2 separate regions of the Homo sapiens genome follow, and region 2 is linked to region 1. Evidence: read pairs that join two places in POLR2A ChIA-PET (ENCODE). Cell type or tissue: OCI-LY7. All regions are shown on one strand. Each heading gives the region's core, and the rest is flanking DNA. Links, peaks and the distances in the headings are about the cores only. Region 1 overlaps SMARCAD1 (SNF2 related chromatin remodeling ATPase with DExD box 1). Region 2 has its middle 36 kb from the start of BMPR1B-DT.

Region 1 (16,709 bases), core at 5,504-13,503:
ATTACCTTCTTTTCAAGGGCCTGTTTCCCTTGCCTCCATAACTGTTGTGGGTATTGACGGCCAGGCTTCTAAACCTCTTAAAACTCCCCAACTCTGGTGCCAACTTAGACAATACTCTTTTAAGCACTCCTTTTTAGTTATCCCCACCTGCCCAGTTCCCTTATTAGGCTGAGACACTTTAAATTATCTGCTTCCCTGACTATTCCTGGACTACAGCTACATCTCATTGCTGCCCTTCTTCCCAATCCAAAGCCTCCTTTGTGTCCTCCTCTTATATCCCCCCACCTTAACCCACAAGTATAAGATACCTCTACTCCCTCCTTGGCGACCGATCATGCACCCCTTCCCATCTCATTAAAACCTAATCACCCTTACCCCGCTCAATGTCAAGATCCCATCCCAAAGCATGCTTTAAAAGGATTAAAGCCTGTTATCACTTGCCTGCTACAGCATGACCTTTTAAAGCCTATAAACTCTCCTTACCATTCCCCCATTTTACCTGTCCTAAAACCAGACAAGGCTTACAAGTTAGTTCAGAATCTGCACCTTATCAACCAAATTGTTTTGCCTATCCACCCCGTGGTGCCAAACCCATATATTCTCCTATCCTCAATACCTCCCTCTACTACCCATTATTCTGTTCTAGATCTCAAACGTGCTTTCTTTACTATTCCTTTGCACCCTTCATCCCAGTCTCTCTTTGCTTTCACTTTGGCCCTGACTCAGCAAATTACCTAGGCTGTACTGCCGCAAGGCTTCACAGACAGCCCCCATTACTTCAGTCAAGCCCAAATTTCATCCTCATCTGTTACCTATCTCGGCATAATTCTCATAAAAACACACGTGCTTTCCCTGCTGATCATGTCCGATTAATCTCTCAAACCTCAATCCCTTACAAAACAACAACTCCTTTCCTTCCTAGGCATGGTTAGTGCGGTCAGAATTCTTACACAAGAGCCAGGACTGCACCCTGTAGCCTTTCTGTCCAAACAACTTGACCTTACTGTTTTAGCCTAGCCCTCATGTCTGCGTGCAGCGGCTGCCGCTGCTTTAATACTTTTAGAGGCCCTCAAAATCACAAACTATGCTCAACTCACTCTCTACATTTCTCATAACTTCCAAAATCTATTTTCTTCCTCATACCTGACGCATATACTTTCTGCTCCCCGGCTCCTTCAGCTGTACTTACTCTTTAAGTCCCACAATTACCATTGTTTCTGGCCCGGACTTCAATCCGGCCTCCCACATTATTCCTGATACCACACCTGACACCCATGACTGTATCTCTCTGATCCACCTGATATTCACCCCATTTCCCCATATTTCCTTCTTTCCTGTTCCTCACCCTGATCACGCTTGATTTATTGATGGCAGTTCCACCAGGCCTAATCGCCGCATACCAGCAAAGGCAGGCTATGCTATAGTACAAGCCACTAGCCCGCCTCTCAGAACCTCTCATTTCCTTTCCATCGTGGAAATCTATCCTCAAGGAAATAACTTCTCAGTGTTCCATCTGCTATTCTACTACTCCTCAGGGATTATTCAGGCCCCCTCCCTTCCCTACACATCAAGCTCGAGGATTTGCCCCACCCAGGACTGGCAAATTAGTTTTACTCAACATGCCTGAGTAAGGAAACTAAAATACCTCTTAGTCCAAATAGACACTTTCACTGAATAAGTAAAGGCCTTTCCTACAGGGTCTGAGAAGGCCACCGCAGTCATTTCTTTCCTTCTGTCAAACATAATTCCTCAGTTTAGCCTTCCCACCTCTATACAGTCTGATGACGGACCAGCCTTTATTAGTCAAATCAGCCAAGCAGTTTTTCAGGCTTTTAGTAGGTTTCAGTGAAACCTTTATATCCCTTACGGTCCTCCGTCTTCAAGAAAAGTAGAACGGACTAAAGGTCTTTTAAAAACACAGCTCACCAAGCTCAGCCACCAACTTAAAAGGGACTGGACAATACTTTTACCACTTTTGCTTCTCAGAATTCAGGCCTGTCCTCAGAATGCTACAAGGTACAGCCCATTTAAGCTCCTGTATAGACGCTCCTTTTTATTAGGCCCCAGTCTCATTTGACACCAGACCAACTTAGACTGTGCCCCCAAAAAACTTGTCATCCCTACTATCTTTTGTCTAGTCATACTCCTATTCACCGTTCTCAACTACTCATGCATGCCGTGCTCTTGTTTACACTGCCGGTTTACACTTTCTCCTAGCCATCACAGCTGATATCTCCTGGTGCTATCCCCAAACTGCCACTCTAAACTCTTGAAGTAAATAAATAATCTTTGCTGGCAGGACTATGCTGCATCTCCTTAGGCACTCTCTCATCAGATGTCCTAGGTCCTCCCAATTCTTAGACCTTTTATACCTGTTTTTCTCCTTCTCTTATTCCATTTTGTTTCTCAATTCATCCAAAACCGTATCCAGGCCATCACCAATCATTCTATACGACAAATGTTTCTTCTTACATCCCCACAATATCACCCCTTACCACAAGATCTCCCTTCAGCTTAATCTCTCCCACTCTAGGTTCCCACGCCACCCCTAATCCCGCTTGAAGCAGCCCTGAGAAACATCACCCATTCTCTCTCCATACCACCCCCCAAAAATTTTCACCACCCCAACACTTCAACACTATTTTGTTTTGTCTTATTAATATAAGAAGGCAGGAATGTCAGGCCTCTGAGCCCAGGCCAGGCCATCGCATCCCCTGTGACTTGCACGTATACATCCAGATGGCCTAAAGTAACTGAAGATCCACAAAAGAAGTAAAAACAGCCTTAACTGATGACACTCCACCATTGTGATTTGTTCCTGCCGCACCCTAACTGATCAATGTACTTTGTAATCTCCCCCACCCTTAAGAAGGGACTTTGTAATTCTCCCCACCCTTGAGAATGTACTTTGTGAGATCCACCCCTGCCCACCAGAGAACAACCCCCTTTGACCGTAATTTTCCATTACCTTCCCAAATCCTATAAAACGGCCCCACCCGTATCTCCCTTCACTGACTCTCTTTTCGGACTCAGCCCACCTGCACCCAGGTGGAATAAACAGCCATGTTGCACACACACACACACACACACACACACACACACACACACAAAGAACTCATAAAACTCAACAATAAGACAACAAACAAGCTGATCAAAAGATGGGCAAAAGACCTCAATAGACACCTCAACAAAGATACAGGTAGCAATAAGCATATGAAGAGGTGCCCAACAAAATGTCATTAGGGAACTGCAAATTAAAACAAGATACCACTATATGACTGTCACAATGGTAAAAAATCCAAAACAGCAGACAACACCAAACGCTGACGAGGATGTGGAGCACGGGTAACTCTCATTTGTTGCTGATGAGAGTACAAATGGTACAGCTACCTTGGAAGACAGTGACAATTTCTTATAAAACTAAACATATGCTTATCATACAATCTAGCAATTGTGCTCCTTGATATTTATTTCAAGGACCTGAAAACATGTCCACATAAAAACCTGTCCACATATATTTACAGAAGCTTTATTCACAATTAAGAAGTCAAAAAAGAGAGGAGGATGTTGGGGAGAAAGAAAGAAGAGGAAAAGAAAAGCCCAGATAGGTATGATCTTATTTAAGGTGTTTCTTTCCTCTCAATGTTTTATGAAATTGAAAAAAAAGTTACCTAATACTTTAGGCCGGGCGCAGTGGCTCACGCCTGTAATCCCAGCCTTTGGGAGGCCGAGGAGGGTGAATCACTTGAGGTCAGGAGTTCGAGACCAACTTGGCCAACATGGTGAAACCCCATCTCTACTAAAAATACAAAAATAAGCCGGGTGTGGTGGCGGGCACCTGTAATCCCAGCTACTCAGGAGGCCGAGACAAGAATCACTTGAACTGGGAGGCACAGGTTGCTGTGAGCCGAGATCACGCCACTGCACTCCAGCCTGCATGACAGAGGGACTCTGTCTCAAAACAACAACAACAACAATAACAAATATAAATTATTAAGGATTACACATAAAAACAGTGTATTTTCTAAGTACCTTGATTCTTTGGATCAAATTTTCTTGTTATTAGTTGCTATAAGTAAATGATAATAGGTTGTATGTGAATCTCATTCAAAACCCTCCAACATGTAATCCAGGCAATCTGAAGAAAAATTACCTTTAACAAAAGAAATGCAAATAATGTTCTAGATAATAAAAGTAGTTAGCTTTTCTTCACTCTTCTGCATAGCTAAATTTCCCCCACATCAAGCTTTAATGAAGACAGAACTAAGTAAAAGTGATAATCCAATGCTTATACAAAATTATGAAAATTCAAAATAAGATAATCCTATTTATACAAATCATAATACAAGTATAAAGTATAACCACAGCAAGTTTCATAAGGAAATATTTAGCATTATTATAACCTTTAGGTAATCTTTTTGCGCTGAAGGACAATACATTCCATTATCCCATTGTGTATGCAAATTAAATGTCTCTTTGCTTCTATACAAAGAGAGGGTGGCTAAGCGAGAGTGAAGTCAAGCAGAAAGTGAACTGCATATTGAATTTATAATTTCAAAAATACATTTTTGGTAAGAGTTAAAACAATCCGAATTCCTTAAATTTATGGACTGTGAAGTATCACACGTAAGGTCACACAAATGGAAACCAAATCTCCTCATACCCCGTCTCTCCACTACACGATAATGCCAACTGTTAGGAACTACAGTAATGTTTCAAAGTAAGTATCTACTGGCATAAAGTTAAAACTCTATGGGGGTCCCAAACAGTTATAAAAATGCATAAGGCATGTCTTCTTTGTGTAGCTTGCATTTAAAAAATGCTTCAGTTGGTCAAGATATTACTCCAACTCTCGCTTCATTTGCTCTGTAGTGATAATGGGTTACAGTATTTACTGACATCAGTCCAATGAAGGAACCAATGAGAATACATCCTAAGTAGTAAGTTCCAATTTACTGGCAAACAGGCAATATTAAGCACATAAGATAATCTCATTTGTGCCCAATATTATATGATTTTAAGGGTAGGAGGAGGAAGGGTTAGAAACTATTAAAAAGGGTGTGAAAATACAACTTATGATCACAAATATTTTTATTAAGCCCAAGACATAATAGCGCATTACAGGAAGAACCCAACTACATTTCATTAGAGATAAAAGTATGGATATAACAACAACAACAATAACAACAAAAAAAGAAACAGCCTATCATTGAAAATACATTAATACAGAAAACATGAGATATCCATTATGAGATTTTAAAAGGTAAAATTCCTAACAATTTGAATAACTGATTTGGGTATAGTGATGTACAAGGAGGTAGTATTAACACATGAAGACTCCTTTTAGCCCTGTAATGGTAAAATATATTCAGTCTGTTCAATATACCATCAAGACTGGGGTTAAGCCGTGAGTTCTCAGTCTTTAATATCTAAATAATCACTGTAAGAGTTTTATTTGCCTTCCAAATCCAGAGGGTCGTACTACCTAGCATCTTAGCAAGTTAGGATGCTTTGAAAAGCATGATTTCCAAAAATTAACAAATCTTTGATTTATAAATAAGTTTATTTATAATGATATTTACATAATAAAAACAAAACACATGGAACTCACAAGTTATACAAAGAAACTGATGTATAATAAAAACAGCAATATAGACTGACAGGCAGAAATTTAAAGAAAGATTTAATAAAGAGTTAAATATCAAATAGACAACTTCACTTCTAAATTTCACTTTGTCACTCACACTGAATTGGAATTGAACAATGGCTCTCTCTTCAGGCGGTCCTGTACTGGAAATTCTGGAAACTGGTAAAATATATTTTGATAAGAGTTTCAAGTTAATGACCTATTTCCATGCAGTACCTAATGCTGCCTTTAGATGAAGTCACATTCAGTCTGCTTTGAAATGAAATAGCTTTAAGTAATCTGTTCTGCCAGGCTAGAAAAATGTCACCAACATTTTGCTGATGCATGGAGATGTGGCAGTAATAAACTACTATTTAGAGAGGAAGAGAATTGGAGCAGAAGTGACTGGGCAACAGTTTCAAGAGAAGCAAAAGCCGGGAGAGGGAAATCAATGAAAACATGCACAAGATTAGGCAGAGTAATATGCACAATTAGTGCAGTTGGAAAATGAACAGAAGGAATTAATCCATGGAGCAAGGTAGGGGCTTCTTTAGTTACTATTCACTGGAAAACAACTTAGTGCCTAGCCAAATAAATTTGTTTCAGCAGAAGTACTTGAGAGGACCTGGGGGATGTTAGTATATGGAATGCCACCTTTAAATTCAGGTTGAGTTCTTGCTGACATTGGTGAACATCTGCTTCAAATAGCAATAAAATGAAAGCTATATAATCTATACAGCTGCATTCTTTAACATAATAAAAAAGAACTTCAAATGAGACAAGCAAAAACAAGACATAAGCATTGTCAAATAAGGCACATGTAAAAATCTACACACATTATCCAGTGAAAGACAATATATATATATTTGGAGGTAGAAATAATTACAAAAATACTGACATTTCTAAAGCATTAGCATATTTGTTACAAACAATCACCAACTAATCCCCATTCAGAAAACTGCTTTGTAAAATGATTATTCAACATCTTCAGAACTACATATTTGTGGCTTCTTTTTTGAAATTTCACGTGTGAGTATTTGGAGAATTCAGTTAGTGGCAAAAAGTTGTCCATACTATGAGAAATGTAATATGGAAATTATAAAAAGTTATAAATGTTCATAAACCCCATGGTCATCATAATGTAAATGTCCTTGAGTGCACCAAGTTGATATTTCCTCATCAATTGAGAGTTCACAGTTCTTATTTCACAGGCCCATTGATGTTTTTAGTAATGTGGCTATATCTGCTGGCATACTCCCTTCATCACCTGTAGGTCAGAAAGTAGCATTAAAAGCTTTATAAAAATATTTTACTTAAAAAAAAATTGTCTCAATTATTTTTTTTCTTTGGTGAATTCTTACTCATCTTTCAAGGGCTAGTTTGCTTCAGTGTCACTCACCCCTGTTAAAAACTTTCCTAAGCTCTACTTAGATTAGGGCTATTTCCTCTATGTTCTTGTTCATATTGCCAACATAGCAATCTAAGGTTATTTTTCCAATTTTATAAAGCTATATAAAAATACACGGTAATACACTGGATCGTATCTAATTCATGGTACTTAACTTCTCACATTTGCTAAATAAAAAACATTTATGTAAGAAATGGAGTAGGGAAAACAAGGATAACAAACCCAAACCTAAACCAACGAAAACCAATCTATATTCTTATTTTTCATCTAAAGATATAATCACTGACTCAGACCCACACTGTATACATATAAACAACATTCTGAGCACAGCATACCAGCTGATGATTAAATTAGCCACTTTAAATTACCTGGTTTATCCAATGTTTGCCCTATATTTTAATTAAATGAGGCCCCAGTATAAGCACTTACAGGAATTATTTGAGATTTTCTAAATCTCTTTGTGTCACAGTGGCAGATAATCTAGCCATCCCTGATTAATTCAATTTAGCACTGAGAATATTTTGAGATGAGTTGATTAATTTACTAGTTAGTGACAACAGCACAGGTGGCAATTCAAATATTTGCTGATCTGTGATAGATCTGTAACTATGAATAATTTTATAAATTAGATGTGGCTGAAATGTAGCAAAACTAACCACTTCTCTCCTCCTCCCCTCTCTCACAAATATACACCTCAGCTATAATCTAAAATTATGAGTACTTTCATCCACTCTTCTTTTCTCTGTTAAAAAAACAAAAAACAAAACAAAACACATATATCCACAGGAACACAAAATAGTACATCAACTCTTAGGGATGTCAGTTCACTGACATCCTTGCTTCCAAGCTCATCCACAGACTTGAAAATAGCCCATAAAATCCAAATTGACACTTCATAAATTACTATATAAACTGATACTATGTTAGGAAGAATGCAGGGAGAAGAGAAAAGAAGGAAAAGAATAAGGAGATTCTTTTAAACTTGAAGATACTAAAGACAGAATACAATAAAATGCTGTGTGTGAACTTTGGACCCTAGTGTTTTAAGGAAAGCTATAAAAGACATTAAGGGGACAAATGAGAGAAATCTGGATATGAATAATATATGATAATGTCTGAAAATTACTGTTTATTTTCTTAGATGCTACAATGGTATTGTACCAACTTTGAGGAATATGCTGTGATATTGAAAATAAATTGCCATGTTTACAATTGACTTTATTATGGATCAATGGGAAAAAAGAAGTAGAAAAAACAAACACTGCAAATGTCACAACTGTTAAATCGCTGTATTTTTCATTCATACTATACTTTCAACAATTAAAAAAATATATATATATTTTAATAGAGATGGAGTCTTGCTATGTTGCCCAGGCTGGTTTTGAACTCCTGGGCTCAAACGATCCTCCCGCCTGTCTCCCCAAGTGCTGGCATTATAAGCATGAACCACACGCCCAGCCACTGCTTTCATTTTTGTATGACTATTTCTGTAATAAAAAAATTCAAAAAGTATGTAGTCATGATTGTGGTAATATATATATATTTTTAAAGTTCCAAAAGGTAAAAAATGTATTAATACAATTAATACATTAAGGGAAGTTAATGAAAAAAAACCCAAACACAATCTTTATTTTAAAGCAGTGGTTCTCTGATTTTAGCTTTATCAGAATCACTTCAATAGCCTGTTAAACCAAGTATTATTAGGTGCCATCGCCAGAGTTTTTGACTAAGTAGGTATAGAATGGGGCTTGGGAATTTGCATTTCAAATTGCCAATTTCTTAGGAGATGCTGCTCCTGCTGCTGGTACTCTGGTAACAACTAAGGCAAGCTCTAGGAACACAAAAATCTGATAAGCATATTTGAGAGGAATCATGGTCTTTACCTTTCATAGTTTCATGTAAGAGGGGACAAACAGATTGGTAACAAAAAGCAATACATAGTCAATTACAAATATACATTTTTGTTTATAGAGGAAAAGGACCTCACTGTGAGAGATGGAAAGAAGGGCATACATGTATTATCATCAGTCCAGTGTCAAAATTACCTAAATGAAACCCGGGACACAGCTGAAGACAAATGATTACAGCTAAACGAGTAAATAAGAGACGCCATTACATCCTTATTCTAGCAAATAAAATACACACTGGGAAAAACACATATAAACAGCTTTAACAAGATAGAGGAAAACTTCTAGGAAAAGTGGTAAGGAGAGGCCAGGCGCGGTGGCTCACGAGGTCAGGAGATCAAGACCATCCTGGCTAATACGGTGAAACCCCGTCTCTACTAAAAATACAAAAAATTAGCTGGGCATGGAGGCGGGCACCTATAGTCCCAGCTATTTGGGAGGCTGAGGCAGGAGAATGGTGTGAACCCGGGAGGCGGAGCTTGCAGTGCGCGGAGATTGCGCCTCTGCACTCCAGTCTGGGCGACAGAGCAAGACTCTGAAAAAAGTGGTAAGGAGAGGGCAGGATTCTTCATAACTAAACACTTCAAAGCTATTGGCTTGAGAGCACAGCTAAAAATACACTGCTATTTTAACAGACAATGTAGGTGAACATAACAGGCAAAATTTTAGACTGACCAAATTTATACAAATACAAATAATTTACATTATGACTGAAAATGATCAAACATACACATCACCTCTGTTCCCATCACCCATAATACCATTAAAATACGATGGGAGAAAAAAGTGTAAGGGAATTAGACAAAGGAGAAAGAATAGGAGAAAAAGACAACAGCAGACAGAGAGTTGTCTACAACTTTTGAAAGAAAACGATGAAAGAATGGAAACTGATTTTCGATAATAAAGTAAAAGCTTAAGTGTCTGCAGGTGGGAAATGCAAGGCTAGTTCACACCCAGAATCCTTACCCTTCTACCTTCAAAGCTCAGGAAATGGGGGTAAATGGGAAACATGAAGTTATAATCAGCTTGAACAGGTAAGATGTCTAAAGCTTGCCCAAGAGAGCCAGCCATTTGCTCCAAATGTATAAAACTGAAGGTTTATTCTCTTTGGAGAACATGAGTCTGAGGAACTCTGGACTTGTCATAGAAGAGAAGAAAGAGGCTGCTGAAAACAGGCAGATTAACTATTAATATTTAAATAAGAGAACAAACCTCCCTCCTTCATTTCTCAGGGCCATTCTCATACCACCTCTCTCCCTACCTCTCTTCACTTCACAGGAGGTTGAAAAATTTCCCTCTGAGGAAATGAACTAGCCCATAAGAAAAGACTTATAGTTAATTTTATCAACTATTATGGTTCTATTATATTTAGAAACTTGTTAGAATAAAATCCATATATTTGGATATTTGCTAGTATTGCTGAAAAAGAATTTAAATGCTTTACTAAATTCTAAAAGCTGCCCTACCAAAATAATAAGGAAAACATTGCCCAAAGAGAATCTGCCTTATGCATTCACTTTACTGTATTTCCTGGACAACCTGAAACTGGCAAGTTGCCACATGCACACAAAGCCTAGTAATGACTGCTAATTGTTTAACTATGATCACTCTACTTATCCTTACTCTTAAAGATCTCAGTTGCTTCTTACTCAAACTTTCTCTACCGCCCACCTCCCCAAGCTTCCACAGCACCCTGAAATAAATGCTACGCAAGAAAGACTAGTAATTATTTGATCATACGCACTTCTCTCTCGCTGTAGACAGATTAAAGTATATTGATTTTTACAGAACAGAGTGCCTAATATAACACAGACATAACAGTGTCTGTCATGAACAGAAATTTGCTAAATTAAAATGAACAATTATCAATATTAGGAATTAGAATGAAAAAACTTGCTTATTTCCAATTAATTTAACATTAAATAAGAAAAGATGCAGAAGAGTGTATCGTAAGTTGACATGCACCCTTTCTCCCATAAAAGAAAGAACACGTGTTTATTTTTATACACATAAAATAACTGGTCACACACACACAAAAACAAAAGGCTAACACTTGTCACCTCTATTGGGGAAGTTGGGAGATGGGGCGACTAGGAGGCGTCTGTTCTTTCATTTCTGAGTTTTGAACATATTCTTTTCAAAAACATATACAAAAATAAAAATTTTGAACTTAAGAAACTTCAAAAAAATTATTTTAGTATTTTGAAATAAACATGCTTACCTTCTCCCACATCACACATCATCCCTAAACTGTAAGCTAGTTAAGGTAGCCATCTTTGTCATCCTCTTGCACTGACTAATTAGATGCATGGTCATATAGATAAATATTGAAGTTTCTGCTTACAAACAACTCACCTTCATCTACTGTAGTCATATCCTGTTCTAGTTTCAATTTCTGTTGGTTAATTTTTAGCATGGATTCTTCAATCGTCCCTTGGCTTATTAGTTTTATAACTAGTACTTCTCTAAAAAAAAATACAAAATATGTCCATTGGTTACTAAATATAGTTATTTGGATATATGTAAACTATATTTAAGAGTTCAAAAAGAATACTTTGAAAATTACGACAAACATATCCTTAAATTCTTTTATTTAAGCCACTTGAGACTGACATTTTCTGACTATTTAACTTTTAGACACTCCTACAGATGGAAGAAAAGAGAAAGATATTTGTATTTAAAGTAAATTACTGACTGGGCACAGTGGCTCATGCCTCTAATCCCAGCACTTTGGGAGGCTGAGGCAGGTGGATTGCTTGAGGCCAGCAGTTCGAGATCAGCCGATCAGCCTGGCCAACATGACAAAACCCTGTCTCCACTTAAAAAAAAAAACGAAAAAAAAAAAAAACAAAAACCAAAATTAGCTGGGTGTGGTGGCACACACCTGTAATCCTAGCAGTTGGGAGGCTAAGGCATGGGAATTGCTTGAACCTGGGAGGTGGAGATTGAAGTGAGCAGAGATGGTGCCACTGCACTCCAGCCAGAGTGAGGCTCTGTCTCAAAAACAAAACAAAACATTACAACTACATTACAACAAACAGTTCTGTGTTCAGATGGAAATTACTTTTTTCTTTTTTTTTTTTTTTTTTTTTTTTTTTGAGACGGAGTCTTGCTCCGTCACCCAGGCTGGAGTGCAGTGGTGCGATCGCGGCTCACTGCAAGCTCCGCCTCCCGGCTTCACGTCATTCTCCTGCCTCAGCTTCCCGAGTAGCTGGGACTACAGGCGCCTGCCACCACGCCTGGCTAATTTTTTTTTTTTGTATTTTTAGTAGAGACGGGGTTTCACCATGTTAGCCAGAATGGCCTTGATCTCCTGACTTCGTGATCCACCCGCCTTCGCCTCCCAAAGTGCTAGGATTACAGGTGTGAGCCACCGTGCCCGGCTATCTTCACCTCTTTACAGTGCTGTGACCAATGTCAAAATGTACCATTCATCTAAAATAATTTACAACTCAATTTACTTCCTAAAGGGTAACAGGACAGCCCAGCAAGTTTGTATATTACCAAGTTTGTCTGGGACTTAACTGATCTAACAAGCAAGTTTTTTTAATTACTCATCTTTTTCAAAGGGGTAGACAATTTTTTTGTTTGTTTGTTTTGAGATGGAGTCTTGCTCTGTCGCCCAGGCTGGAGTGCAGTGGTGGTGATCTCGGCTCACTGCAAGCTCTGCCTCCCAGGTTCACGCCGTTCTCCTGCCTCAGCCTCCCTAGTAGCTGGGACTACAGGCACCCGCCACCATGCCCGGCTAATTTTTTGTATTTTTAATAGAGACGGGGTTTCACCCTGTTAACCAGGATGGTCTCGATCTCCTGAACTCATGATCCGCCCGCCTCAGTCTCCCAAAGTGCTGGGATTACAGGCGTGAGCCACGGCGCCCGGCCGTCAATTGTTAATACTTCATGAACTGCAGAACTATTTGGAATGTGGGTGGATAATTACTAGAAAATGGAAGGGTTACGTAGTGCAGTTGATGTTCAACACTGCTGGTATAAAATACATCAGTAGCCATGCTTTGCCGAAAAAACAAAAACTAAGGCAGGACATCCAACACTATATTCTAATGGTCTACACAAATTAAAGTGGCACTGAATTAAAAATACATTCCAACTAAAAACACTTACTTAGTCTGGCCTACTCTATGGCATCTATCTTCTGCTTGTTTGTCATTATAAGGATTACAGTCAATATCGTGAAGTATAACAACATTTGCTGAAGTCAGATTTATTCCTAATCCACCAGCTTTTGTTGATAGCAGAAACACAAAGATATCCATATCGGTATTAAACTCATCAATTAGATGAATCCTGTAAGATAAACAAATTAGGTTAAATCTCACTAAAAAGTTGTATAATGTAATTAAAATGGAAAACAATCATTATCACATGAAAAAGAAACCTGAAGATGTATGTACATCTCTTAGTATTGCAGTTATTTCTCCTCTGGCTATATCACTGAAGAGCCTCCTCAATTCCCCAACTTCTTTTCTACGATATTGCTACCCCTACCAACTCTTACTTCAATTCAACTATTCAGATTCAATTAATTCCTAAATGACTATTTTGTCCTTTTTAAACTTGTGGCTTAGCTAAATTCTGTGTATGGCTTTTCAATCTTTAACCTTCTCAGAAGTATATCGGCTCCTACTGGCAGACAACATTTCTGATGAATCAAGGACTTCATGATCAAATTGTGTAAGTGGATTCTCTTCTTTAAAAAAAAAAAACATTACTTTTACCTTTAGTCTAATGCGGGTGGGAAAAAACCACTCTGGCCAACAGAAAAAAAATAAATCAAAATATATAATGCAATTTAAACATACTACACAATTCCGTCCTTATTAAGACAATCCCTTCTTTACTAAGCTCAATCTTTACAACCTTTGGGAATTAAAAAAACTTTAATTACCCTTAAAATGTGAAAGATTTTAAAACAATCTTGATGAAAGATAAGGTGTTTTAGACTTTGAAAAAAATTTAAAGGTGAAAACCATAAAAAATACAATTCTAATAGCTGTTTCAAAACGTATTTGCGCCGGGCGCGGTGGCTCACGCCTGTAATCCCAGCACTTTGGGAGGCCGAGGCGGGCGGATCACGAGGTCAGGAGATCGAGACCATCCTGGCTAACACGGTGAAACCCCGTCTCTACTAAAAATACAAAAAATTAGCCGGGCGTGGTAGCAGGCGCCTGTAGTCCCAGCTACTCGGGAGGCTGAGGCAGAATGGCGTGAACCCAGGAGGCGGAGCTTGCAGTGAGCCGAGATCGCGCCACTGCACTCCAGCCTGGGCGACAGAGCGAGACTCCGTCTCAAAAAAAAAAAAAAAAACAAAAAAACGTATTTGCATGTAATTCAGAAAGAAAATTTAAAAGAAAATTATTTATTTTTTGAGATAGGGTCCCGCTCTGTCACCCAGGCTACAGTGCAGTGGTGCGATCTTGGCTCACTGCAACCTCCGCCCCCCGGGGCTCAAACAATCCTCCCACCTCAGCCTCCCTAGTTGGGACCACAGGCGTGCACCACCACACCTGGCTATTTTTGTTGTTGTTGTTGTTGCTATTGGTGTTTTTAGTAGAGACAGGGTTTTGTCATGTTGTCCAGGGTAGTCTTGAACTCCTGAGCCCAACCAATCCGCCCGCATCAGCCTCCCAAAGTGTTGGGATTACAGGCGTGAGCCACCATGCCTGACCATTGAAATTACTCTTATTTTAAGGTAATGATTTGAAGTAATCAAACATAAAAACAACAAAATACTATCAATTGTTTGTTAGACAATTAAAATCCTAACAATAATAATAAATGAGTTATTTTTTTGTAACTAACATGAATTATACCAACCTTTCAGAAATCTGAGTCTTTCCATCTAATCTGAGGTACCTATGCTGATGATGTTTTAATAGAACCTCTAAGATATCCAGCATCATGGTAAATTGGCTAAATAACACAACTCTATCACCCTGTGAAAATACATACATGAATTAGAAATAGAAAAAATCGTTTTACTACTCAAAGCCTTGACAGGTTTAAACAGTTAGAAGTGTTACTTATATCATGTTGATAAATTTGCAGAAAATTCTCTGTGATAAACTGCTTCTTTAATACAAATCAGTAATACCGAAGACGTATGTCTTATTGCAGCCTATATATGAATAAACTGCCTTAACTTCAGGGCTAAAAGCTAGCTCTCAGTTTTGATTTTAAGAACAGTTAAATTACTTCCTTTTCATAAGAAAAACGTCGGAAAATGTGGACAACTGCTTATGTATGTATTATCTGGACTGTGATTTTACAAATTTAGGCTATTTCACACATAAACGGCAGCATTACTTAAATAACTAACAAATAGTGTCTTTAAAAACTAATTTTGAAGCACACATACAGATTGTCACCTATGAAATAATGACAATTAAGATTTTTTTAAAACATCAATACAGATACAGTCTACTAACTTTCTATTGTTTTTGTCTGAGGTTCAACAGAGGAAAGGAGGTAATCAAGAAAATACGTCAAGAAAATGTTCAAAACACTAAGTTCTGGAAGAATGCAGAACAGACATAGGCTAATTCAAGCAAGTCAGTGTGCCAGAATTGCTTTAAGAAGTTAAAGTAATTGAGAAAATACAAAAGAAACGCCATTCTTTTTTAATACCTTCTGTTTCAATTCAGACAAGATGCATCCTAAAACTCGAAATTTTCCAGAATCTAAAATCAAGTCCATGTCTAACTGAAAGTTATTAATGTGTCGGTACTGTTTACAAAGTACATGTAGTTCGAAGTCTGTCATAACTTCCATATCTTCAAAGATCAGGTCAGGGTTAGCCTCACAATGTGTAGGTTCCTTAAAACAAAACAAAACACAGTATACTTCAAAATAAAAATAATTAATAATATGATGAGAAAAGTTTAATAAAACTGTTTATACCTGATAAAATATCTAAATCATAGAACCTTTTAGTGTAACAGACTTATCAAGGAAAATTAGTATTAATCTTTTAGGTATAATAAAGGGGGAGAAGTCCTTACTGTTTGAGAGATAACATACTAAAATATTTACAGATGAAATAACATCTAGAACTTGGTTCAAAATAACCCTGGGGAGAAGTCTGGGGTATAGATGAAACAAGGGTGGTGTTATTATCAAATGGTAACTTTCAAAGGGGTGAAGTAACATATGGGCAGTTTCATTATGCAATTCTACTTTTATAAATGTTTGAAATTCTCCATAAGTTTAAAATAATAAAAAAAAATTTAAAAAGAAATGGGTTGGTCAGGTGCAGTGGCTCACGCCTATAATCCCAGCACTTTGGGAAGCCGAGGTGGGTAAATCACCTAAGGTCAGGAGTTCGAGACCAGCCTGGCCAACGTGGTGAAACCCCATCTCTACTAAAAATACAAAAATTAGCTGGGCGTAGTGGTAGGTGCCTGTAATCCCAGCTACTCAGGATGCTGAGGCAGGACAATCACTTGAACCTGGGAGGCGGAGGGTGCAGTGAGCAGAGATCATGCCATCGCACTCCAGCCTGGGCGACAAGAGCAAAAGTCTATCTCAAAAAAAAAAGTAAAGAAAAGGAAGAAAATGGGTTGCTTTCAACCAAAGATCAGTAAGGATAAATAAGGTTAAAATGTTAAAGGAGAAAGAGGCAAAAATAAAGAGTAATTGCTAAAATTATAAAGAAATAAAATGAAAAAGAAGTGCATTATGGAAGTCTAGACTAGGAGTTAGCAAACTGTTCCTGTAAAGGGCCAGATCATATTTTAGGCTTTGTAGGCAAA
Region 2 (16,709 bases), core at 3,766-11,765, 440 kb before region 1:
TTCAGTTAATTATAAACAGATTTTTACCTACTGTCCAGCAGGAGATTCAAAAGACGTGCAATGTTAATTAATTCTTAATTGTATGGAAATGTTTTTTCATTGAAGGATACTAAATGCCAATAGTACTTCCAATCATTGTGATAACCAAAAATGCCCCCCTTTGAGGAAGTACCTATCCTGATAAGAACCACAGCTCTAATATGTCTGAATTTCTCCTGTTTCCTTTGCCACTCATTACATGCTAGTTTCTCAAGGTATCAGCTGTCTGTTAGTAACCCCAAATCCATATCTCCAGCATCATTATCTTCTTAAACTTTAGATGTGTATTTTCAATTTTCTGAAGGATATAGAATCTGAAAACCTCACCCATACATCAGACTGAACCTGTCCACCTCATTTTGTTAACTTTTACATAAATCTATTTATATTTCTGTTGTCTTAATCTGTGCCATTCTCATATACTCAATCATGCAAGTTAGCACCCTGGGTATCATCTTTGTTTCCTCCCAACTCTTACTCCCACATCAACGCAATCAGTAAGACCTTCTGATTTTGCCATCATCTCTCCATTCTATAACCATTGCACGTCATACAGAAAACAGTAACCTAACAACCAGAAGAAAATAGCTGGATTGTAAATGTGATCATGTTATCTTCCTGATTTAAACTCTTCAGACAGGACTAATGTCTCTTCTGTGTTCATAAATAACACCTTGCATGTACTTCAATCATTGCCTGTGCCACATTGTATTATAATTACCTGTTTGTATTTCTGCCCCACTAAGCTATAAGCTCCCTGATGTCAGGAATTGTGTTTTATTCAGTTGTACATTCCCAGGGCCTAGCACAACACTGGATGCAGCACAACAGTCAATAAATATTTGCCGAATGAATTAAAGATCCATAAGAAACCACAATACTAATGATTAACTTAATGTGAGTGAAGTAAGGTGTAACTTAATTATAACATACAGATTTGGGTGGCGGGGCACGGTGGTTTATGCCTGTAATCCCAGCACTTTGGGAGGCCGAGGCAGGTCAATCATTTGAGGTCAGGAGTTCGAGACCAGCCTGGCCATCATGGTGAAATCCTTTCTCTACTAAAAATCCAAAAATTAGCCGGGCATGGTGGCAGGCACGAATTGCTTGAACCCAGGAGGCGGAGGTTGCAGTGAGCTGAGATTGTGCCACTGCACACCGCCCTGGGCGACAGAGCAAGAATACATCTCAAAAAAAAAAAAAAAAGAGAGAGATTTGGGTGATGATCTTTACATTATCAATGAAATTATTGACTACCAAACTATCATCCTTTGAAATTATTTCAGGACAAAACAGATATTAAAATAATTTTAATACATTCTTTACCTCACATGAACAATAACAAAAGGGTTGGTCTGATAACTTGATGAACTTATTTTCTCTGTTTTAACAGCTTCTTTAAGCTGTTAAAAAATCTTTTCTAATCAGAAAAGGAAAATGGCTTTCCTGATTGTCCTTTTTCTCATTTATTTAAAAATAGTCATTAAATAGCAACCATGTGCCAACCAATGTGTCAAAAAATGAGAAAGGGTGGGTATGGTATCTAAGATCTGGTCTTTCTTTTGAGGTGTTCAAAGCATGATAGGGGAAAGAGTCATGTAAACAAAATCCCTAAGCACTGTGGCAAGCGTAACAATGAAGTTATGGAAAAAGCATTATGAAGTCACCAAGAAAATTGTGATTAACAGGTCATTGTGGGAAAGATGTTATCTAGGAGCAGGCTTCCTAGATAAAGTCACACTTGAATTTGGTTGTGTTGTTCTGTCAGTCAGGTTAGGTGAGGTTATGCCATGGTAACAAACACCACCAATGCATCCGTTGCTTTAATACATGCGCAAGTTTTACACATCACTCATGTTACACATCCAATTCCAGTTAGCAGGAAACTACTGCTCAGTACAGTCACTAGGAGCCCCTGGTGACAGAGACTTCGTCTCAACAGGTAACTTCATGATAGCTGGAGCAGCGGGAGAGAACTCGGCAACCCTTGCCCTTGAAACTTCTGCCAGGAAATTTCTGCCTGATGAATACAGCACATCTGCTCACCACATATTGGAAAAAGCAAGTCACATGACCACATCTAATTTAAAATGGGATGGGAAAAGAGCGATCTTACCAAATGCCTGAAAGCAGGAGAAACTGACCATTTGTAAATGACCCTAAAGATCACCAGTTATTAAGGATGAACAAGACTGTGTTACATGAAGAAGAGAAGGAATAGCAGGCACAGTGTCACAGAGTGTGTTGTGATGAAACAGGAGCATTCCCTGACCCCCCCTTACAGGATGTGCAACAGGGGTGTGGCTTGTCTGCTTGGCCGCTGAATGCTCAAATCCTTTACAGGATGGGAGCACACCGACAGGCAGGTGCAGGAAGCCGGGCAAGTGCTTTTGGGCTCCGGCCCCAAGGTAGCATCTAGGGGTGGGTGCCTGTGACTCTAGAAGCCCCAGTGGGCATGCCACAGTGCTCTTTTAGCTCTGTTGTCTGCAAACAGCTTAAGAGTTAACCAGCTCAGTGCCCTCTTGGTACCCAGGTTCTTGTCTGGTGTCCAGGAAGAATGAGGTCACACACAGACTCAAAGGATGGTGAATGCAGGGATTTTATAAGGTGATGGAGGTGGCTCTCAGCGGATGGATGCGGAGCTGGAAAGGGAATGAGTGGGAAGATGATCTTCCCCTGGAGTTAAGCTGTCCCAAACACATCTCCTCTCTAACCGTCCCCAGCCAAACTCCCCTTGACTTTCGGACACTCCTTCTCTTCTCTCCTTCTCTGCTGTGCTGCTCTTCTGCTCCTCTACCCTTCTGTTTGTGTGCTCATCTGCTTATGGAGCCTGCGGTTTGCGGTTTATATGGGTGCAGGATAGGGGGGCGTGGTGGACCAAAAGACATTTGGACACGAAAACAGGAATACCTGTTCCCATTTAGGGCCACAGGTTTCCAGGCTTGAGGGTGGGGCCTTTGCCAGGGAACTGCCCCCTTCTACCCAGTATATCCCTGTCTCCTGTCTGAATCAGCACGATGTATGGGCAATGACATTAAGTTTGTGTTGTCTGGGACGTAGGCTATAGAGCCAGAGATGTTAGAAAACAGTTGGAAAGGGAAGTGAAGGCCACGTTGAGAAGGGTCTTCTTAGCAGGTTGAAGAATTTAGACTTTTATCTATCAGTAACATAGAAGTACTTTTCAAAATATTTCAATCAATTTAATCTGTGTATCTATGGTAAATTGGGAGATAATAAGAAGTAGTAGAGAGTAGTTAGAATCACTGTGCTTCAAAAAGAAACTACATACTTGTAAGCCACGTTTCTGTTTTTGAAAAGAAAGAGGATAGAAAGAAAGAAAGAGAGAGAAAGGAAGAAAGAAAAGAGAAAGAGAGAAGAAAGAACAAAGAAAGAGAAAAAGAAAGAAGAAAGAAAGAAAGAAGAAAGAAAGAGAAAAGAAAAGAAGAAAGGAAGAAAGAAAGGAAGGGAAAGAAAGAAAAAGAAAGACACTACCTGAGAAAGCAAAATTCCATTTTGTCCTCTATAATCTGTATCCAGAGACTATGTGGGACATAGGCCCTTGTACTGAGTAGGTGTGTGAATGCAGATCAGCCTCTGGCTGGAGGCTCTGACACTTCCCTTAAGGAGGTTACAGCTTTTAGAAACAACAGGGTGATTGAACTGTGATTTCACCCCTGACTAGAAAACAACAATTCCCCCTGTGGCTTAAGGGTAACCAGGGTTTTGTTTTAAATTAAAAGTAAATTACTTATGTTAAAGATGCCCTAGGGACCCTTAGGTATTCTATCATTTAAAGCAAACCAAGCAGAACTCAGAAAATTATTAGCATTCCTCTAGAGAGCACTTTGGGCTATCTCCTATTGTCCATTCAATGGCCAGTTTATTAGGAACTTTTGTGAGGATTGTTTATCAAACTCAAACTTTTCCATGTAATTATCAGGCAGAGAGAGAGTCTAAATAAACAGAAAACATACGAATAACTAACTTATCTTGCCAACAGATATTGATGAAAAAGCTCAGCTTCAAACTCCACTATGGCAACTAATACCACAAATAGGCTTTATTTTTTTCCCATCACAAAACAAGTTTATTTAATAAAGAAAGTAATATACATGTATGGATACAAAAACCCATTCACTCACTCATTTACTCATTCAATCAACTTCTAGCAAAGGTCCCAGCTGGATCCCAAACTGAAACTCCAACATAACAGGCATGCCTAGTAAACAGACACGTTAGGTCACTTAAAGTTGAGCAAAAGCTCTTCATGGGCACATGAAGTTAGGGTCAGGAGAAGGCAGACAGCAAACTACTTTTCTCGACTCTTGATTCCACTGCACATTTGATGGGGTCTTATGTATAGAGGGACTGTATCCAGATGGTCAAGTTGCTGTCTGGGGAGGGACAGGACACAAACAATACTACTTCTGTGCTCAGGTGTCCAAGGGAGTCAGGGGGGAGAGGGAGAGGGTACTTTCCCCATTTCTACACACACACACACAGCATCAGTATATAGTGGCCTCCACAGAGTATCATGCCATTTTTTGATACCCAGGGCATGTGTATTTGTGTGTGCAAGCATAGCCACCTTGTGGCACAATTCTAGGGAGTGCCATTCTGTTGGAGTGTAAGGAAATGGTAGCCCTGGGGTTGTACAGGGCATAATCTCTATTGTCCTACACAGCTCTCCTGGCAGCCCTGTTCAAATCAGAAGACTGCATCCTGAGCAGAGATATTAGTATTGCCATGTTGGTCTCTTCATGCAGTCTCTAATCAGTAAAAATCAAAAGGGGGCTGGAGTAATCACCATGGTGGACCTACTTTTTAGCACAAAGAAGCCATTCCTTTCAAATTCCCAGAAATAGCTGGGTGAGACATTAAGAGGGCTGGAAGGTCCTGCAGGTGGAAAAAGGAGTGAATTCCTGCTGTTAGTGTAACAGATGAGGGACCCCAAGGAAGCTGGGCTGTAATTTATTCAAAAGCATTTACTGAGCACCTAATATGTCGCAGTACTATGCTATATATATTTTTAAAGCATTTTCAAAAAATAAATAAAAGTCAATGTATTTTACCTGGAAGTGTTGTCTAAAATCATAGAGTTCCCTCTGTGCAGCATCTCATCCAACACTTCCCTCATGATGAATAACAGCCACTTCTGGGGGTAAACACACACACACACCCCCACAGGTTTTCTTACCCTATTCATATTCTCGTGTAAGCAGAAATAAATACTAAAATCCCCTTGGGTGCTCTTTTTTTGGGACTCCACATCCAGCATAAGTGATAAAACAGAAAAGATTTTCTTACTTTCCTTCCAAATTCCAAGTGGTATTAAAAAAGAAAAAGTTCCAATAAAATTGGTGGTGCAGTCAGTTTTGGTGGAGGCATAGCCTTTTCTTTTGTGTTCCAACATACTGCCTACCTCTAATTTGGTCTACCCACAGAATGTCACTGCCAAGGTTGAAAACAGAGGGTCTTATTCAGATACATTCTTTGTATCTCAAAACAACTTTAAGTATTGAGATAATCTGATACAGGTGGCATCTCTTCTTAAATCTTCTTGTTTTGCCCTTGGACTTTGATCACTTACATGGATACAACTAAACCTCTGAAAATGCCTCACAGAAATGTATTACTGTCCACATATGTAAAATCTCCACTTCACTTTCAAGTTCAGTTTCAGTCCTACAAACCAACACAACATAAAAACAAGAAGAAAAAAACCAGGATACTCTGCCAACAAAGTCAACTTTTCCCACAAGATCCAAATATTCCAGATTCATAGTACACATAAAACTTTTTATACTATTGCATTGGAAAGGATATTTCCAGTGATCCACCCATCTATTTTTTTAGCCTTTAACTATCTTAATACCCTGGATCATGCTTCACACTCTAATTCTCACCCTGGACATGAAACTGTTAAGCTCCAAGTGACAGATTTTTATTTTAGGAAAAGAAGCTCACTACTTAACAAAATAAATTCATTTCCTCACATCTATTAAAGTTTGAAAACTGCTCCTCCCTCTCCAAGACTCCGTCTCTAGACTAAGCTAATGTTTAATCCGCAGTTTACCTGGTACTCTGACAAAAGTTACATCAGAAGGCCTTTGTTAAATGTCCTTTCAGAGGTGATAAATGAGAAAGCACTTTAACAGAAATTGATTTTAGCAAAACTCTTGGCCCACTTTAAAGCTTTTTCTTACACCGTTCTCTGTCCTGATATAAAGTCCAGGTTGACAACTAAGAAAAGACAGTGACATTTTAGAGGCAAAAATATCTCTGATCCTATAATTAAAAAGATGATATTGAGAATTGATATTTTCATTACAATTAAAATAGTATTGCTTGATCTAATGATCAAATGAAATTATGTGAGAATGAATTCTAACCCATTAGTGGGCCTTGTGTTTTAAACATTAGAATTTGCTCACTCTCATGAAAATTATTTAACTTGTGTATCTGTTTAGAGGTAATCCTTTTTTTTTTTTTTTTGGTAAAGAAGAAGGTTCTGTGATTTGGGGATAGTGAAATTCATTTTTAATTATTTGATATAAATAATGCATTTTGATAAGTGTTAGTGACTCTGACACTTTTTAAAACTCAATGTTTGTTTGACACCTGGAAAAGTGATCTCTCAATTTTAAATATTATGATGGAAAAGCAATTACATTTTAAGTAATGTTTTGATTATACCTCCCCTGAGCTTTATGGAAGTAAATCTGAGCTCTTGTTGCTGTTTAACACCTATCATGAAGCATAGATTTAATGAAGAACTGAATATGATAATATCATACCCAAATATTGGAGGTGGAAATAGCAACTATGATTCTTGCTTCAACTATGCTAACAACATAAACAGTTTTGCTTTTTATGATTAAACTGAATGGTCAGTTTAATACAAAAAAATGACGACTGTGGTGAGATCAATCAAAATAGTCAAACTTTTTAACAGTATCGTTCACATTTACATTAGTCAAGGTTCCCAAAACTTTAATTATAAAACCTTTTTTTATCAGTTCATGACAAAATTTTTCAAACTTAAAAGAACACAAAATGAGCGATAATTGAAAACATCAAGAAATACCAAGAAATTGAGGCTGAATATACAAGAGAGGGTTATGTTAAAATAGATGTTAAGTAGAGCTTGGTTTAGGCAGCATAAAAATCATAATTTAAATATTTTTTCTAATAGAAAAACATGTGAATAGGCTCTTGTGTTCTTATGTAAACTGGCATAAATATGCTTGTATATTTTATAAAACGTAAGTGCCAGGATCCAAATGGCAAGTTTTAGCAGGTGTAGGATTCACGGCCAGTTTTGTGGTTTATCACATCTCCCCTTACAGGAAATGAAAGTGGAAAAAAGAAAAAAAAAGCAGAAGCTGTGAATCTGGTCAAGGGCAATTGATGCTTATAAGTACACACTTAACTTTCCTGGCTGGCATTCTACAACCTTGCCTGTATCATAACAAACTGAAAAATCACTTCTACAGACAATTTTGTCATAAGGCAATGACACAGCCCTATCCTTATACAGGAGGTGGCTAGAGACAAGGCAAGCAAGGATAAAAAACGGAGCTCAATTTAATAAAATGTGTATACGATATTTTGTTAAGGAAGTAAATTTTTATTATTATTATCTATGATAATAAATTTAAACTGGAAAATTAGGGCCATTTTTTAATCATTAGAATGGGAAGAAAAATCAAATTTGCTTTAATAAGTAGAAAAGGACAAATGTGAACTTTAGCATTGTTCAGAAAAAAAGAAAAACACATGACTTTCAGTAAGGCCACTGAGTATAGCTGTGTGGGTTGAGGCCTGCAAGAGGGCGCCCAGCCCAGCAGACTTGGGGGAGCTAGAACCCAGCTGGCAGTCCTTTTGCAAAGCCATATACCCTAGTGGGTGCATCTGCCTGCCCAGAGGAAGAGGCACTTTTTTCTAATTCTCAAAGAAGCAGAGGCCGTGTTTAAAAACAATACACAGTGTTTCCTAGGGCTGTGGGAAGTAGAAAACTACATATACTGCTAGAAGAGTATAAATGAATACAAATTGTCTGAAGGGCAATTCAGAAATAGGTACTGTATAAGATGCCTTCACATGTTCCATATTCTTTGAAACTTCAAGTCCCACCTATAGAAATTTATTTGAAGATTAGCTGTAGTGGTGGTTTTTAAAATGTGTCTATAAAATGTTTTACTCTCCTCCCTTCAAAAGATGGAGCCTAAGAGATCATGCCACTGCACTCCAGCCTGAGCGACAGAGCGAGACCCTGTCTCCAAAAAAAAAAAAAACATGGAGCCTAATTCCCCGCTTTTTTTTGCAGTGCCGCCATCTCGGCTCGCTGCAACCTTTGCCTCCCAGGTTCAAGAGACTCTCCAGCCACAGCCTCCCAAGTAGCTGGGATTACAAGCGCGCCACCACGCCCGGCTAATTTTTGTAGTTTTAGTAGAGACGGGGTGTCACCATGTTGGCCAGGATGGACTCGATCTCCTGACCTCGTGATCCGCCCGCCTGGGCCTCCCAAAGTGCTGGGACTACAGGCGTGAGCCACTGTCCGTGCCCGGCCTTCCTCTCCTCTTGAATGTGGACCAGACTTAGTGAGGACTAACTTCTAAAGGATACCATGTGAAGGAGCTGCTGCCATATGAATTTGAAGGCTAAATTGTAAAAAAAAAAAAAAAAAAAAAAAAAAACCCAGCTTGCATCTGTGTATCTGGCTTTCCCTCTCTCACATCACTTGCTCTGGGGGGAGGTGAGTTGCTGTGTTGTAAGAAAACTCAAACAGCCTGTGGGCAGATCTATGAGGGGAGGAACTGCGGCCTTCTGCCAAAATCAACATTAACTAGCCAATCATGACAGCCAAGTCTTTAGCCTCTGACAAGACTTCAGGTGACTGCAGACTCTGTGACATCTTGATTACGACCTTACAGGAGATTCCAACCCAGAACTACCCAGTCATGTATGTCTCTATTTTTATTTATTTATTTATTTATTTTGAGACCAAGTTGTTAATGCAGAAATCCAAATAATTAAGACAGAATATACATAATAGATATCCAAATAATTAAGACAGAAAATACATGTAGATATTTATTGCAATGATGTCTATAATGGCAAAGAGTAAGAAAAAAAACATTCAATATGAGAAAGTGATTAGAGTATTATCACATGACTATCCATAAGATAAAATAAGAGGTTGACATTAAAAATGTTATTCTAAAAAATATAGAGAATATCAATACTAAGTGAAAAGTAATTTCTAAACTATTAGGCACAGTATAATTTTTTTCTTCTTTTCTTTTTTAAATTTATTAATACATAGTAGATGTACATGTTTTGGTGAACACGTGACAATCTACTACATTCATAAAATTTGTAAAGATCAAATCAGCTTAATTGGGATATCCGTCACCTTAAATGCTTGCCTTTATACTAAAAATTATTCCCTTCCAGTTATTCTGAAATATACAATAGATTATTGTAATCTATCATCGCCTTACTGATCTATCAAACACTAGTTATTACTTCTTCTATCAAACTGTATATTTACACCCATTAATCAACCTGTCTTCATCTCTCCACCCCTCTGTGCTTCCCAGCCTCTGGTAACCACCAATCTACTCTATCTTCTCTATCTTCATGAGATCCACTTTTTAAGCTCCCACATGAGTGAGAAATATGCAGTATTTGTCTTTCTGAGCTTAGCTTATTTCACTAAAATAATGACTTCTAGTTCCATCTGTGTTGCCGCAAATGACAGGATCTTATTCTTTTTCATGGCTGAAAAATATTCCATTGTGTATACATACCACCTTTTCTTTATCCATTCATCCATTGATGGATACTTAGGTTGCTTCCAAATCTTGGCTATATGAATAGTGCTGCAATAAACATGGGAGTGCAGATATCTCTTCGATATATTGATTTCCTTTTTTTAAATTTCTTTTTTGGATATATACCCAATAGTGGACTTACCAAATCATATGGTAGTTCCATATGGTAGTTCCATTTTTAGTTTTTTGGGGAATCTCCATACAGTTTTCCATAGTGGCTGTGCTAATTTACATTTCTGCCAACGGTGTGCAAGGCTTGCCCTTTCTGCACATACTTGCCAGCATCTGTTATTCCCTGTCATTTTTTTTTTTTTTTTTTTTGAGGCAGAATCTCACTCTGTCTCCCAGGCTGGTGTGCAGTGGTGCGATCTCCACTCGCTGCAATCTCTGCCTCCCAGGTCTGAGAAATTCTCCTGCCTCAGCCTCCCAAGTAGTTGGGATACAGGTATGCGCCACCATGCCTGGCCAATTTTTGTATTTTTAGTAAAGACGGGGTTTCGCCACATTGGCCAGGCTGGTCTTGAACCCGTAACCTCAGATGATCTGCCTGCCTTGGCCTCCCAAAGTGCTAGGATACAGGCATGAGCCACTGTGGTGCCCAGCTCCCTCTCCTCTTTATAAAAGCCATTTTAACTGGGGTGAGATGATATCTCATGGTGGTTTTTCATATATCTCTTAGTCATTTGTATGTCTTCTTTTGATAAATATCTGTTCAGATCTTTTGCCCAATTTTACATCAGATTATTTGGAATTTTTTGCTATTGAGTTGTTTAAGCTCCTTAAATATTCTGGTTATTAATCCCTTGTCATAGGTTTGTCTCTTCACTTTGTTGATTGTTTCTTTCACTGTGTAGAAGCTTTTAGGCTTGATATGATCTCATTTGTCCATTATTGCTTTGGTTGCCAATGCTTTTGAGGTCTTACACAAAAAATCTTTGCCCAGACCAATGTCCTGGAGTGTTTTCCCAATGTTTTCTTCTAGTAGTTTCACAGTTTCAGGTCTTAGATTAAATCTTTGATTCATTTGATTCATTTTTATTTGATTTTTGTATATGATGGGAGATAGGGGTCTAGTTTCATTCTTCTGCATATGGATATCCAGTTTTCCCAGCAGCATTTATTGAAGAGAATGTTTTTTCCCCATTCTTTGTTCCTGACACCTTTATTGAAAATGAGCTGGCTCTAAATATCTGGATTCATATCTGGATTCTCTATTCTGTTCCACTGGTCTAGGTGTTTGTTTTTATGCCAGTACCATGCTAATTTGATTACTATAGCTTTGTAGTATATTTTAAAGTCAGGTAATATGATGCCTCCAGTTTTGTTCTTTTTGCTCAAGATTGCTTTGATTATTAGGGGTCCTTTGTGGTTCCACATAGATTTTAGGATTTTTTTTTCTATTTCTGTGAAGAATGTCATTGGTATTTCAGAAGGGATTTCATTGAATCTATAAATTGCTTTGTGTAGAATTGTCATTTTAACAATATTAACTCGGCCGGGCATGGTGGCTTACGCTTGTAATCCTAGCACTTTGGGAGGTTGAGGCAGGCAGGAGGTAAGGAGTTTGAGACCAGCCTGGCCAACATGGTGAAACCCTGTCTCTACTAAAAATATAAAAATTACCCAGGCATGATGGTGGGTGCCTTTAATCCCAGCTACTTGGGGGGCTGAGGCAGAAGAATTGCTTGAACCTAGGAGGCAGAGGTTGCAGTGAGCTGAGACCTCACCATTGCACTCCAGCTTGGGTAACAAGAGTGAAACTCTGTCTCAAGGAAAAAAAATATATATATATATTAACTCTTCCAATCTGTGAGCATGAACTATCTTTTCATCATTTTGTGTGTCCTCTTCAATTTCTTTAATCAGTGTTTTATAGTTTTCCTTGTATAGATCTTTCACTTGTTTGCTATTGGCATATATAAATACTACTAATTTTCCTATGTTGATTTTGTATCTTGCAACTTTACTGAATTTGTTTATCAGTTCTTATAGTTTTTTGATGGGGATCTTAGGTGTTCCTCAGTATATCAGGTCATCTGTGAACAAGGCTAATTTGACTTCTTTCTTTCCAGTTTGGATGTCCTCTATTTCTTTCTCTTGTCTGACTGCTCTAGCCAGGACTTATAGTAGTACTATGTCAAATAACAGTAGTGAAAGTGGGTATCCTTGTCTTGTTTCAGCTCATAGAGGAAAGGCTTTTGATTTTTCCCCATTCAGTAGGATGTTAGCTAAGGCACAATATAACTCTATTATGTAAAAAAATTTCTAAAATCTATATGTCTATGAAAGACTAGAGGAGTCTAAAATAAAATGTTAGCAGCAATTTTCTATGGGTAACATAGAGTTAAACTTTTTTATTTTCCCCTGCTGGTTTATATTTTCCAACTTTTCTACAATGAGTATGTATTACCTTTTTCAAGATAATAAGAATTTTGTCAAGATTAAAAGATACTGCGACACAGAGGCAAGATAAATAGAACAGTAGAAGGTCAATGGTCCTGATGTTTGAGTTCCTTCTACGGTATTCCTAGAAGTGAACTTGCCCTTTATGTTTCACCACTCTTAGTGAGCTGGAAACTTGTTGTTCCCCAAAATGACCCATTTCATCTTTAAGCAGCTTTTACTGAGAGAAAGTTATTCTTTTTTTTTTTTTTTTTAGATGGAGTCTCACTCTGTCACCCAGGCTGGAGTGCAGTGGTGCAGTTCGGCTCACTGCAACCTTTGCCTCCTGGGTTCAAGCGATTCTCCTGCCTCAGCCTCCCAAGTAGCTGGGATTACAGGTGCCTGCCACCACGCCCTGTTAATTTTTTGTATTTTTAGTGGAGATGGGGTATCGCAGTGTTGGCCAGGCTGGTCTGGAACACCTGACCTCAGGTGATCTGCCCGCCTTGGCCTCCCAAAATGCTGGGATTACAGGCGTAAGCCACCATGCCCAGCCGAAAGTTATTCTTTATGTGAGCTAAAATTATTCTTTCTATCAAAGTTTCTGAGAAGGAACATACTCTTAAGTGTGAAATAATCTCTGAAGAATTAAAGGAAATTTTCATTTATCTTATTCTATATATAAAACTTTTATCAGTAAAGCAACAGATCTTATTAACTTTTGATGGCTTGATATTATCAATAAATTCAGAGTTCATTGACAAATAAAAACCATCAATTCTTTTTTTCCTGATTTTGACACAAATACTACACCAATGTCCACTTAATAAAAATAATTAACACTTATGCAGTAATAAAAAATTTGGACATAAGTCAAGGATTTTATTTTACTCATTTAAAGTGATTTAATATTCAGTAAGATGGCTCCTGGGAATCTATTTTTAACAACATTCTTTTCAGATAATTCTGGACCTCAAATTGCACTTTGAAAAACTCTGTTTTAAAGATTTTACAAAAGTTACACACCCTCAGAAAAACACATGCACAAAGTTTGCACACAATTTTAAGAGTTTTATAAACCTTCTCAAACCCATCATTTGTCCATATTCCAACAATTGTGGAGCAAGTCTTACATTCAGTATCTTTCTTCAGTAAACAGCAATTGGGGCATATACTATATACCAGAGAAGGTTAAGACTTCATAAACTCTCCAAAGTCATGGGTCTACTTGAGAGCTTCTGTGTTTTGGCATAATTGATCTCTTGACTGCATAAATCCCTCTATTCACCCCAACTTATTCCAAGTTATGGCATACATAAGAAATGACCATTGTTGTAGGGCTAAGTAGAAAAGTCCAAAAGCAGGGCATTCCAGCTTTCCAGCCTCAGTCCAGCCATTGGGAGGGATCAATATGACTGCCCATGTGTAACCCATATGCAGTATACTTGTAGGGCCCACCATTTAGGGATTGTTGGCATGGGTGAGATATTTGAAAAGCCAAAAATATATTTTGAAAGATATGTTAACTTATGCAATGATAAAAGGTGATGTCTAGGTAACTACATAAATTGGTTCTTTTTAGGATGCACAATCCATGAAATAATAGCATGAGCTCTCAAATGATACTTAGAGGGTGTCAGTATTCCAACAATTGTGGAGCAAGTCTTAGATTCAGTATCTTTATTCCATAAACAGCAATTGGAGCATATACTATATACCAGAGAAGATTAAGGCTTAATAAACTCCAAAGTCGTGGATTTCTTCACTTTTGACATTTGACAGAGTTTTTGTGAGAAGAGGACAAAATGAAAAAGGAGAATAATGGGCATGTTTACATGATTTGGGGAGTTTGAAGTAGAAAGTTTAGACCAATAGATATTACCTCTGAATAACCTCATTGTGCCATTCAGTCAGGCTGCATATATATATCATAGACTCAAGAATATTAGGAAACATTAAGCTAAAGAATAAAACCAGAGACTTCTGGCTTAAGGAGATAGATTGAAAAGAATTTTCTGCTGCTTAATACTTAACAAAGATAACTGCATTAAAAATAAAAAGATTATCTGACATTCACTAAGTGCTTACTCTATGCCAGGGATGGTTCTAAAAGCTTTATCTGCATTAAGTGCTTTGATCTTAACAGCAACGCTTTGAGGAAGGCACTTGACAGACTGGAAAACTAACATAGAAGCTAAATAGCTTCACGCCCAGTCTCATTGAGCAAAGAGCGAGACTTGAAGCCAGCAAGTGTGGCTCTAGAGTTTATGCCTTTATCTATTCTACTACAGCTGCCTATCATAGGTTTTTTAAAAAATGTAAAAACCGGCCGGGTGCGGTGGCTCACTCCTGTAACCCTAGCACTTTGGGAGGCTGAGGCGGGTGGATCACAAGGTCGGGAGATCGAGACTATCCTGGCTAACACAGTGAAACCCCATCTCTACTAAAAATACAAAAAATTAGCTGGGCGTGGTGGCGGGCGCCTATAGTCCCAGCTACTCAGGAGGCTGAGGCAGGAGAATGGCGTGAACCAGGGAGGCAGAGCTTGCAGTGAGCCGAGATTGCGCCACTGCATTCCAGCCTGGGCGACAGTGTGAGACTCTGTCTCAAAAAATAAAATAAAATAAAATAAAAAATGTAAAAACCAGCCAGGCATGGTGGATCACGCCTGTAATCCTAGCACTTTGGGAGGCTGAGGAGGGCAGATCACTTGAATCAGGAGTTTGATACCAGTCTGGCCAACATGGTGAAACCCCGTCTCTACTAAAAATACAAAAATTAGTCGGGCATGGGGGCAAACGCCTGTAATCCCAGCTACTCAGGAGGCCGAGGCAGGAGAATTGCTTGAACCCGGGAGGTGGAGGTTGTGGTGAGCCAAGGTTGTGCCACTGCACTCCAGCCTGGGCAACAGAGCCAGACTCCAGCTCAAAAAAAAGAATAGTAAAAACCAACATGAAGAAAAATTCATCAAGCCACCAAATAAAGAAAGAGGCACAATGTATTGCAATAAAGAAGCAGCTGATTCTGGAATGAAGTGACGCTAAAGGACATAGCTTGGCTCTGAATCCAGCCCTCAGCTTTCCAGAAACCATGTTGGTAAGTTCACAAAAATCTGAGAATTCCCACAAAAACTTCCAAATATGGAGGAAAGGAAACTGAGTTGGTTTTATTACCCTATTCCTCTTCTGACTGAGGAACAGTGGCAAGGACTAAAGGGGAGAAATGGGTGAGACAGAAAACAATCCAAAGCCCAAGAACACTCACTCCCCATTGTGAATGGTATTGAGCCCTAATTAGTTGGAGTGAACCCTTGTACAGGATATGTAATAAAAGTTCAGGAAAAAAGTGCAGGACCCCAGGTCATCTAACACAGCCTGCACACTCCTCCCATTCCCCACCATTTCCTTAAGGTACAGATAAAGAGTAAGAACATATAGAATCTCAAGCAGTCGGTGGGAAGCAAAAGAAAAAAAAAAAAGAAAATCCAGAAAAAAATAAAATTCAAAACACAGGAGATTCCTTTTGCATTGTTCATCTTAATGAGAACACTGAAACTAAAAAAAGATCTTAACGATGTGATTATACAACCAAGTCGGATGAAAGAAATATGGTGGTTAAAGTGAAACAAAGTTAATAGATAGGGAAAACAAATGAAGTCAGCACCAAAATAAGGATAATTGAGGTCTCTGAAGCAAAGACCCCACAAAACGAACAGAAGATATATTCAAATATAGTATATTACAAGAAAATGTCTCTAAAATAAAGGAAAAATCTATAATTGCAGGATACAGGCTATTCTTCAGTAAAATTTAAAATGGAAATCTTAACACTCATCCTAGCAGTTACTGAACTGCAGGTTACAGACATACACACACACACACACACACACACGCACACACACACATGCACACGTATATATATTCTACTCAGAAAGAAAAATCAGTTTAGACTTTTAATCTAATTTACAGCAAAGTTCAGTGCTAGTAGTCAATGAAGCAACATTTACCAGGCTCTGAGGAAAAGCATGACCCATAATTATTATAGTCAGGAAAGATATTCAAATATGAATGCAACAGGTAGAATTCTCAAAGATAAAGAAAGCACTTAGAAATACAGCCCCCTGGGACCTTCTGAAAAAAACATTACTTAAATCTAGCCTTTAAGAGTTGAAGCAAAATACAAAATTCTCTATAGAGAATATATATATCAGAATATAGAATATAAACATACTCAGAATATGTAAAATATATATTATATATACATTCTACTTGGAGAGAAAAATCAGTCTAGACTCTTAATCTAATTTACAGCAAAGTTCAATGCTAGTAGTCAACGGAGCAACATTTACCAGGCTCTGAGAAAGACCATGACCCATAATTATTATAACCAGGCAAAATATTCAAATATGAATGCGACAGCTAGAATTCTCAAAGATAAAGTTACTTAAGA

Evidence for each region. ChIA-PET counts read pairs that join two places held together with the same protein. Peaks named below come from ENCODE experiments on the same cell type or tissue, not always from the same donor. Only the 100,000 strongest peaks of a DNase experiment are listed, where the experiment ranks them.
Region 2: POLR2A ChIA-PET joins it to region 1 with 13 read pairs; 2 of 35 experiments call an interaction of 5 or more read pairs at or near these places.

The regions. Positions count from the first base shown.
Region 1 is chr4:94,279,657-94,296,365 of GRCh38, reverse strand. It overlaps SMARCAD1 (SNF2 related chromatin remodeling ATPase with DExD box 1), which reads right to left. Exons shown (of 24, transcript NM_020159.5): 20 at 15,586-15,774; 21 at 14,776-14,894; 22 at 13,063-13,245; 23 at 11,297-11,406; 24 at 5,074-6,893. The coding sequence ends at 6,832. Among named protein-coding and RNA genes, the nearest start is that of HPGDS, 55 kb to the left of the region's middle. In OCI-LY7, for the core only: no CTCF peak of the experiment used is centred there; no DNase peak of the experiment used is centred there.
Region 2 is chr4:94,713,646-94,730,354 of GRCh38, reverse strand. No RefSeq gene overlaps it. Among named protein-coding and RNA genes, the nearest start is that of BMPR1B-DT, 36 kb to the left of the region's middle. In OCI-LY7, for the core only: no CTCF peak of the experiment used is centred there; a DNase peak (open chromatin) is centred at 7,394.